2 separate regions of the Homo sapiens genome follow, and region 1 is linked to region 2. Evidence: chromatin loops called from intact Hi-C (ENCODE). Cell type or tissue: B cell. All regions are shown on one strand. Each heading gives the region's core, and the rest is flanking DNA. Links, peaks and the distances in the headings are about the cores only. Region 1 overlaps ZBTB20 (zinc finger and BTB domain containing 20). Region 2 overlaps ZBTB20 (zinc finger and BTB domain containing 20).

Region 1 (5,388 bases), core at 127-5,126, 84 kb after region 2:
GTGCTTATAGTTTTACTTCAAATAAAGATATATACCTATAAATGCACACATCATACGTGCACACACACATATTCTTCTTCTCAAAAGTCATAAACATTTGGTGACTCTCTGTATACTCCATGAAGTGCTGTTACTACTAAAGTCAGAGTAATTTAGGCAGAAACATAAGAAACCCCAAATGGTTTGCACTGAAATTTTATTAACATATTTGTCAGTGTTTTCCTCATGGATAATCTCCATTGGTTCCTGGCTCCTTGTCAGCATATGCTCCAGGAGCCTCTCACAATATCTTTCTGCCCTAGAAATCCTGGCCTGTGAGATTTCCTTGTAAATATCTGAATTCTTGTATTCACCTATTAATGATCCAGGGATCGAGGATGTTTTCTATCTGCTCCTTAACCTCCCACTTCAAGGATTAGATTGTAAACAACCTAGTGGGAACCCTTCAGGCCAAACCACAGCTGAACGAATCTCAGCAGGCAGGGAACCCGCAGCAGTCTGTGAAATACCGTGAAACACAATTACGAAAATATAAAGTATTCACCCATACTTTGGGGAAGAAATTATGTTGTTTCCAAGATGAGACCTCAAAAATAAGGCTAGTATCCTAATTGAGAAAGACATGATTTTAAAAAGTGTCAGCAGAGGTAAATTTTTAAAAGTACCAGATTTGCCAGGTCCTTCTCAAACCATAGATTCATTTTCAGTATATGACAGTGGCCTGAGCCGACACTTCAAGGGAAGTCCATTCATCTCTGACCAATGAAGCCCAAAGTACTCACTGCATGAAAGGGTTCCTTTCTTGTTTCCAAAGGCAATCAATTTTTGTCCTAGAGTCTGAAGGTTCATGGGCTTTCTTTTAATTTTGTCAGTCTGCACATGCATGGTTCCTCCTGCATGATTTGGTCTGGAGGAAGTGACCCACCCACAACGCCACAGAGCTAATTAACCCCACACTGAGCTTTTTTTTTTTTCTCATTTCACACATCCACTCAATGCTTTAAATGACCCAGCAGCAGCATGATCATATGATTTCTTCCCCCTCAGTGAGGAAAGCATGGTGATGGGAGGAGCAGGGATATATCTGCCCTAATCAAAACAGCAGTGTGATCCTAAAATATTATCTAATTGCATTGCATCCGAGGGTGCAAAATACTAAGAAATCCCTGAACGAATCTCTTTCATGTCATTCATTTAACTTCTTGCAGTGTCCATTTGAAGTAGCAAATAATACATAAGAAACACTGAGGTAGAGAAGTTTGATCTATACTCAGAATGTTTAAAAAACATCCGATCTTACAGGGGGTAAAAGACCGAGAGCTCCTTCCCTATCCCGAATAGCTTCAAGAGAAGGGCCTTTTTTCCATTTGAAGGAACAGACTCATGTTTTTCCAGATTTATTTTTTCCAAAGGGAATGCCTTGAAAACTCTAAGATGATCACTGTTTTCTAACTTTTCAAAAAAGAAAAAAAAAAGTGAACATGATGGTGGTGGGTGATTTAATGGAATCAGCTTGTCAACATGATGAAACTGAAAAAAGCTTTTATAGACTCTGTCCACATGCTAAAAAAAAAAAAAAAAGGCAACCTTTAAAGTTATGTGTATAGTATAGAGTGGTTTTTGTCATGGCAAAGAAAAGAAATATAATTATCTTATGCAGTAAATGTAAGGCTCTGCTAAGAATCTCATTGGATAAATCATAGAAATACATCCTGGCCAGATAAATGGAGCCAGACAAGTTCTAGGTCTTGTAAGAAGCTTTCAAAAGAATCATCATATTGTAAGTCTGTCATCTCTGTAAGTGACAAGAAAAATTCTAGGCTATTTCCCTCGGTTCTACTAGTAACATGGCTTCAGAGTTTTAAAGATTTAGACTTAAATGGACAAGAAAATGACTTCTGAATATCCCATCTTAGGCAAACTATCGGATTTCTCTCATTCTTACAAGTAAGTGTAGCAAATTGGTTCACCTTGGAAGGACTTGGTTAGAGATCATATATGTCTTATGTGAACTTTTAACCTCTCTTTCCTTTGCAAAGTGATTTATGCATACACTATTAAATACACAGGAATTCTATAATTCTTAGTTCAGTGAACAGTTAGTACAAGGGAAAATCTATCTAATATTTTAAATTTTTGTTTAGTGTCTTAAATCCTACACTTTAGAACTGGAGACCTTATAGATAAGTTCTATAAGGTCTTCAGTGTGCTGAAAAACACATTTGCTACTGCTCCCTAAGCTTCTCTTAGGTAAGGCTGCCAACTGGGGTAAATTGATGGATAAAACTAGCTCAATAGGCAAAAAACAAAGGTCCAGTGAAGCACAGTTTATTTTTATTTATACTGGTCAGAAATATCACAGTTAACAAATAGCCTAAATCAAGCTCTTATATCTAGGGCTCCAGCCTTTGGCTGAAGTGTCTCATCTGGTAATTCTGAAAAAAATAGGGTTGTTGTGATTTCAAAGACTCTCCTGCCCAGTAGACTTTTTCAGGCTCACTGATGCTTAGGATTCTAAAGCCTTTACTATGGTCTGTTAGACCAATACAGTATGTCCCTTACTATTTCTCTGACTTCATCTCCTAACATTTTCATGCAAAATTGGTCCAACAGACAATAAAATAGACAGGGATAGGAATATGAATGGGGACTAAAAGGAACTAATTAATAAAAATTAGTTGCTTTATGTCCTTGTTAAATATCAACTCTTTCATGACAGCCTAATAAAGTTTCTGAACTTATCTTGAGAGTTGGTTAAGATAGGGGAGAATATACAAAGTATTTCCAACACCATGCATTCATTCATTAATTCAACAAATAGTTTTCCCGAGTCTATTATTGATTACTCTGCCAACTGGATTCTACTTCTGCCCTCAAGGACCTTCCACTCTAATGTATGTTTTGGAGAGTTTCTGTCTCTATTATCACTGACAGGTTATTAGCCCACTTTAGACAAGTTATAAATATAACCACCTGCCATGATGATTCCTCTTCTTGTTCTTTATTTGTTTTTATTCATTTGCCCTGTAACATCCATTAACCTTTCATGAATGACCTGATCCTTTGTGAGCTATACTATCAACACAGCTAATTTTTATATAAATGAGAAACCCCTTCTCCACTCCCAACTAACTTTTCTTTCTCAAACAGCCATGAAAATATAAAAGTCTACCCAGAATTATTTAAGTTTTTGAAATGAGTCCTTACAATCTGATCTGAAGCACCATTTTTTTCCTTTCTTTTTTGAAAGAGGGAATGGAGCCTCAGCCCCTAAGATACATATCTCAAGTTACAGGCAAATTACACACAAGTTACTGGTCTCCCAGACGTAGTACTCACTACTCTCTGGGGTAGAACAATTTCTGCATTGAACAGAGGACCATAATCTAGCTCAAGTAATCTCAATCTCAGAGAACAGTTAACCAAGTGCATATTTCTGGTCCCTATATTCTCTTATAAGGAGTTACCCTCTCCACTATATTTTGGTATTTTCTGAACCTGGCTACCTTAGGTAAATGACAGTGGACATGGTAAAAAGAACACTAACTCTTCCTCAATTTGTTAAACTTGTTTTTCCTCCTCATATGCTTTATAAACAAAAATGGGAGAATTTAATGTATGTATAGAGCAGCAAATGTTCTCTCTGTTGCTTTCAGACATTTTTATCTTATATAAACAGTGGTGATGAAATTATAAATACCATTATTCCACCTCTATGTTAATACTCTTATTATCTTGCATCAACAGACGTGAACAAATACGTACATGACACCAATCAATCCCTTTTCTAAAAATGCAGTTTTTGTATTTCTAAACAGTGGAGGAAGAATTTTATGAATTCAACATGTAGTTTACCTATTTATATTTTGAATTTTAATAAAGTAAAACCAAATTATCGCTTATGTTCTTTCACACTTACATCAGCCATTAACACTCTCCATGCTGGCATGGGGTAGGGGGTGTGTAGAACTAATGGCAATGGGTCCAAGTCCCCTGGGTCAGGTGGTTAGGGGCTTGGCAGGCTGGAGAGGATGTTTAGATGCTGGGGCAGGATATTTCAACCTGCTTGACAGGTAAGAGATATTTTCTGGCAGTAAGAGGAATATTTTTTATGGAACAAATTGCTAGGGAGAGGTCATTTTGGGGCACTAGGTGAGAGAAATATCAAAACCAAACCTAAAAGCAGTCTAAGGGAACTCGGGAAAAGAAAATCACTACTTTTTCAATCTCCTCACTGGTTTCCCTTATTCCATAGTGTGCCTTCTCCTTCCATCTTCTAGCACTTCATACTCTTTTCTCCTCCATTTCTTCAGGTTTTCTTTCTCCTACCTCTTTATTATAACAAAAAAAAGCATTTAGGAAGAATTCTAGGAGACAGGGAGACAAAAAAAAAAAAGAATTTAGAGAAGACATAATAACATACTGCATAAATATGTATGTATGTATGTATGTGTTTATGTATGTGTATATGTATGTATATATAACAGATATTCGATTTACCAAGAAGGATAAACTGGGACTTTTGAGATTTAAAAAATTCATGGTATGTCTGGTCATATTAATCTCCAAACCAGCTTGTTTTTAGCATTGCTAGAGCTATAACAGAATCAGGAGTAGAAAACAAAAGGAAAAAAATAAAATTTAACAAAGGATTTATATTTGCAAAGGAAAGAGGACTTATTTAGAGTTGTTTATTGAAATTCCCCCAAAGCTATTTTTTGAACTTATATATTGACAACATCAAGAGAAGGAGCTTAGGAATTCTCATAGGGTTTAGGAACTACTAAACCTTGTATATTATGTTCATCTCAGTCCACTCAAGCAAGTAAAGGATAACTAGAGGATGGTATCTCACAGTGCATAACATGGTTGGTTACTTTGCTAGGCTGACATATGGAGACAGGGCCCATAGGAGCAGAGCTTTTCTTACGAATACCAGAGAGAGACACCCAGGTTCATCTAAATGTATAGGGCATGAGGGATTAGTGGTACAGTGTTATCTGCAAAGTACCTAAAAGTGTTTTCTAAACAAGCACTAACTTCTTAGCCCAGTCTTCTTGGGGATTAAACAAAATCCAATAGTAAGTAATGGGGAATACTTTATTTGGTCACTGGGTTGGGGAGGGTTGCTGAGACATATGACAACATTCAATCCATTAAGATAGGAGGAAATGAGGAGAAAGAGAAAACAAAGAAAGGGAGAGCGAGGGCCAGAAAAGAAGAGTGTCACCTCTGTAGACTCTCTAACAGAATAAATCGATAATCTTAAGAAAAGTAAAAGAGCATGCCTAGAGGGAAACCTCAGCACACTTTTGGAATCCAAGGCAAAAAATAAAACAATTTGCTTCTTGTCAAGTTTATTGCCATTGACCCATGGGAGGTTCCTAT
Region 2 (5,388 bases), core at 189-5,188:
TCTATGTCTTTGGCTTCTATAATTTATAATCTTGGCTCAATCTTCTCCCTTCATTTATTTCCTCAATATTACCTTTTGTAACTCTTAAATATGCTGTCCCTCAAAGAACTATCTTAAGGCCATAGTTTTTTCTTCTTATACTCATGCATCTGAAGGGCTGATGCACTCATCCATCTTTTCTCATAATCTACCTCTTTTAGTTAGGGTTAACTAAGTTAGTTAACTTAGATAACACTTTCTCTTCAGAATATCTCTACTTAGATGGCTGCTAGCCCCTCAAAACCCAAATAATAAAAAGCATTCTCTCTTTCCTTTTAAATCATTCTGCTATACAAATTCTGTGTAACCACAGTCTAATATATCCAATGCCTCAATCTTCTGCTAAACGTTCACATTTTAATATATTGCTTCTCATATAGAGCCACTTATCAAATTTAGAAATTTTCTTATGATGATGTTAACTCAAATATACCTTTTTAAACTAATATTCTTGGCCAGCTCCTAATCACATTGTACCTAGGATATGAAAATTGCCTCCTCAGCCGGGTGCGGTGGCTCACGCCTGTAATCCCAGCACTTTGGGAGGCCGAGGTGGGCGGATCATGAGGTCAGGAGATTGAGACCATCCTGGCTAACACGGTGAAACCCCATCTCTATTAAAAATACAAAAACAAAATTAGCTGGGCGTGGTGGCGGGCGCCTGTAGTCCCAGCTACTTGGGAGGCTGAGGCAGGAGAATGGCGTGAACCTGGAGGCGGAGCTTGTAGTGAGCCGAGATCGCGCCACTGCACTCCTGCCTGGGTGACAGAGCAAGACTCCATCTCAAAAAAAAAAAAAAAAAAAAAAAAAAAAAAAAAATTGCCTCCTCACTCCAAACATATTCTCAATGGTTTGACTGTCACAGTTCCCTCTTTAGTCCTCCAGTGGCTTTCTACCCTACTTCAGATCAATTGTGAATTATAGACTCCCAGCACTGAAAGCCCCCTCCCTGTAGGTCTGCTTGTCTAACCTGTCAGCATCCGGTGCCACTAAGGCCCACCTTAATCCACACAGCAAGTCGCTTTTGTCTTCTGGCTTCCTTCCGCTGAGAATACACCCTCTCCATCTCTGAACTTTTTCCACATAAGCCTGCATCTACGGAATAATCCCTCATGCACTGAAGAACATCTTTCCTTCATTCAGATGATAACTTAAACCTCACTTATGCCAGAGAGATTTCCAAGATGATTACCAGCCAACTGTTAACCCTCTAAAACAAGGTAAGAACCACTCCACCCACCTTTCCACACATTTCAGAAAAAAATTATATTTTTAATTGTGTATTGTAGTTGTTTATAAATTATTTTGATGGCAGCAAAATATGGTATTTAATACAGTTTATTTATTGCCTTGCAACTTTTAAGTCTTGATTTCAAATTGGTATAAAAAACAAAAATGAAAAAAGTCCCATTTTGTTACTTTAATATATATAAAGCCATTTAAGTCTCATGCTTTTTGAGATCTGTCAACCGCTATGCACATGATAGGTATCACTAAACACACACTTGTTGAATTGAATTGAGGAGGAACCATCTTAAACAGTTTACTCACAGAGGAGGAAGGAATCAGAAGACTATGAACATAAATATTCCATAGCAGCATCTGAGTGTAACAAGAAATAATACCAAAATGAGAGTTTCCCAAATTTCTCTCACCCTCTTGATTGTTTAATATTATATTCATAAAACTATATTTTTAAAAACAGCTTTGATTTTAAAACGTTAAATTTACACACCAAGAAGTAGACACTAGCAAAGTCTCATAGTCTGATTTATTTCTCTGTAATATATCTGTCTTGAGAACATCAGCAGGAATACACCAAAGAAATATGTCCCTCACGGGATCAACTATATAAAAAGACAGAACACATCATCAGCACAAAAATCATTATCCATCTAATTTCTCCCATTCTAGATGGCTCCAGTGAGCCCCTCGATCATTACTGACTAGGGTTAAGATAGAGCTTAATGGATTAATTAAGCCAAAGCAGGACTGCAATGCAGACCGAAGAGGAGAAGGTCCTGACACAGATGAGACAACAACTCTGTTCCTCTTTTATTCAAATGTGCAAGACTTGCCCACCCCCAAGTACTACACATTTATACTGTAAATAGTCTCCAAAAATAAGATTTGGTGTCTGCTGTCTGGGTCTTCCCCTCAGCACTCACCAACATCTAATACTTGGGTGTTAATCAAAATGTATCGTGTAATAAGAAATTAAATGTTAAGACTTTCTTTTTCTTCAGAAACGTGGAGAATGATTGTTAACAGAGGTAAAGCAGTAGAGGCAGAGCACTCGTTTTGGCAATCAAGGAGCACCAACTAAGGGAGAGGTTATTGTTTGAATGTCAATGTGACTCTGAGAGAGGGCCAGGGACACAGAATATTCACAAAGAGCTGAAAGGAAGAAGTGCCCACAGCCATAAAGTCACGGGGACTGGGGGGCATGCCCAAAGGCATCTGTCGTAATAGAAACCTTGAGATTTGTTCATTTAAAGGGGATTTTGAAATTCAAATGTAAAAAGAGAACAAGATAATCCAAAGGGCACAATTTGGGGCCTTTTTCTTCTTGTAAAAAGAAGAGAAAATAGAGAGAATCCCCCATACCCCCCAACAAAGTACTGTACCATAGTGGCAGTTTACTCTCACTTTTACGAACCAAATCAACATATTAATGACTTAAAAACCACGTTCACAATGGGGACAATCAGACTCTATCAGACACAACATTAAATACGCAGGTATTAAAAGAAAAAAATGCAAACTACCAAGAAATACCTCACTCCGGAAATGGTAAGGCTGACGAAAGCAGACTATGTCATTAATACCAAGCACACCAGAAAGGCATCTATGGAGCTAGACTGGGAGGGACAGGCCTCATTTGCACCAAAGAGGAAGTGCCCTGAAGGGGCCCAGAAGTGGGGAACTGGGTAGATTTTAGTCTTTTTCTTTTTTTGGTAGGTGGGGGGAATGACAGAAACCTGGCAGGCTCCTGTGGAGGTCTGGCTGCCCCCACCATGTTGAGTCCCAGTGTCTAAGTAAGTAAAGAAATGAAAAGACACCTATCTCAATGGTTGTCCTGAAACAGTTTTAAAAGCAAGTACAAGTCCCCAGCCCCTAGTAGAATACAAATAATTTCATTTGTGATTCTTGCATCAAGGAAAAAACTTGTGCTAAGTTCAAACAATAGGATACCTCTCAAAAAGATATGACTTCTCACTAGAGAGAAAGAATCAAATTCTGGAGTGGGAAGTGTTTTTTACCTTAGTGATCTTTTAGTCATTTTGTAAATGAGGAAACTGAGGACTTGCCAATGGTCACAGAAGTTAATTCTGTAGTTGGCAATTCTAGCAGTAATGAATTTACAGATAGATTTGGGGCTATGAGGAATCCAGTGGAATTGGGTCCTTCAAGGCCTTTTATTTAAACAATTATACATATATATACAAAAAAAGATACAGGGGGAGAGATCTATAGATATAGATAAGTCTGTATAAAATATATTGCTGGGTAGTAAAAAGAGGACCGGTGTTGTAGCATTTTCACTACCATGGTCAAGAAGCCACGGACTAGATTCATTTGTTCAGTGAACAAACAGTTACTGAACTCTGTGTGCAAGTATTATAAAAGTAAAAAAGTACGATTAGACATAGTTTGTGCTGTTTCAAAAAGAGTTAACAGTATAGTTGTTTTATATCTACAATACAACCTCTTAAATAATCAAGTAGTCAAACTAATTCCTATTGGATTAATACAAATCATAATCATTAATTTTGAATCTTGAGAGAAGGCATAAACTCTGCATTATATTTTAGTTAGACACTGGAAATAATCTGGAATGTTTCTGGTACCCCACATCTAAAGATTGGATTTCAGCTATTCGGTGCATTTGGATGTTTTTTTCCCTTTAGAATCCATCCTAAATTCAATGCCCTAACTCGGTAGCTCAGAAACAGAGCTCTCTAGGCATTGCTGCTCTCCTTCTGCCCAGTCTCTGAGAGGGTATTGAGGTTGAGGATGGGGATGAAACTAAGAATAAGGCAGAGAACGTTGCTAAGTCATGCTTCTTTCAGATCTAACACATTTGTAGTCAGACCTCTGGCCCTCCGTATCCATGGGTTCTATATCCGCAAATGGAAAATATTTGGAAAAAAAAAACCTCCAATAAAAAATAATGATACCACAATGAAAAATAACACAAACAAAGAAACAGTGCAGTATAACAGCTATTTACATAGACCTTACATTGCATTAGGTATTATAAGTAATTTAGAGATGATTTAAAGTACACGGAAGGATGTGCATGGGTTATATGCAAATACTATCCCATTTTATATTAGGGACTTGAGCATTTGTTGATTTCGGTATCTGTGTGGTGGGCTGGGGTGGGATGGGGTGTCCTGGAACCAGTGCCCTGCTGATTGGATATCAAGGGATGACTGTACTTAATCTCCAAGTCATTTCCCTTACAGTTATATTTTAGTATATGGCAAAGCACAATGATTTCCTTTGAGATGAACAAAAATTGAGTAGCTAAAACCTAATGAATACAATTAGTTTAAGTAATCTGGTTATGGAGAAAAATCACTAGTAGTAAAGAAGTGATCATATTACCCAAGCATTTCTCTTAAAAAGAAGAAAGGAGAAAGATAACATGTGAGTGCCTACTACATTTCAGTACTATGCTAGGTTCTTTACACAAATTAGCTCATTTAATTCTCATAAACATCTCCCAGAGCAGAGATTGTTTCCATTTCTTCTGGTAAAGAAACTGAGGCACAGCAAGATTGTGTTTTGAGCAGACATACAAAGCTAGAAAGTAATTTATGGCACTCATATTTGGATCCAAGTTTGTCCATCTACAAAGCCTATAAGCCTGCTAAGGGAGAAACCCAAAAATGAAACAACAATGAATGCCACTGGCAGTCTTTTTATTGGATATCTACTATATGATGCTAAGTTATGTGCCCAATTAATTCGAATATAAACACACATTTTCTGCCACCTTGATGTTTAAATATATGAGCATGAGCAAACTAACATTTGGATCCACCATAGAATATTGATGTAGAAAATTCAAATCACTCATGTATTTTTTTAATTTTAGAAGACAATTTACCTGATGTTGCAAAGTTATCATGCAAAAATTAATGCTAAAAACATAAAAAATACCCTATAAACTCTTTCAGTGCCAGGGAACATCATGCACTGCTCCTACAAAAACCTGGCACAGTGAATTCCCTGTTAACTGCCAGTAGATAGGGTTTTATCCTTAAAAATATTTAAAGGTGAGCACATAGTCTGCTTCATTTTTACTCCAGGGTTGGCATTCTCACTGCCTCTACTTAC

The links. Hi-C counts contacts between places; a loop is a spot of excess contacts. Peaks named below come from ENCODE experiments on the same cell type or tissue, not always from the same donor. Only the 100,000 strongest peaks of a DNase experiment are listed, where the experiment ranks them.
Region 1: a loop joins it to region 2, with 2.3 times the contacts of the local background. A loop is called at or near these places in 3 of 110 quality-filtered maps.

Annotation. Positions count from the first base shown.
Region 1 is chr3:114,509,536-114,514,923 of GRCh38, forward strand. The region is part of intron 6 of ZBTB20 (zinc finger and BTB domain containing 20); the gene reads right to left. The region is part of intron 1 of ZBTB20-AS5 (ZBTB20 antisense RNA 5); the gene reads left to right. Among named protein-coding and RNA genes, the nearest start is that of ZBTB20-AS5, 59 kb to the left of the region's middle. In B cell, for the core only: no CTCF peak of the experiment used is centred there; no DNase peak of the experiment used is centred there.
Region 2 is chr3:114,425,514-114,430,901 of GRCh38, forward strand. The region is part of intron 7 of ZBTB20 (zinc finger and BTB domain containing 20); the gene reads right to left. Among named protein-coding and RNA genes, the nearest start is that of ZBTB20-AS5, 25 kb to the right of the region's middle. RefSeq lists an enhancer at 3,066-3,115. In B cell, for the core only: no CTCF peak of the experiment used is centred there; a DNase peak (open chromatin) is centred at 2,818; H3K27ac peaks cover 2,077 bases.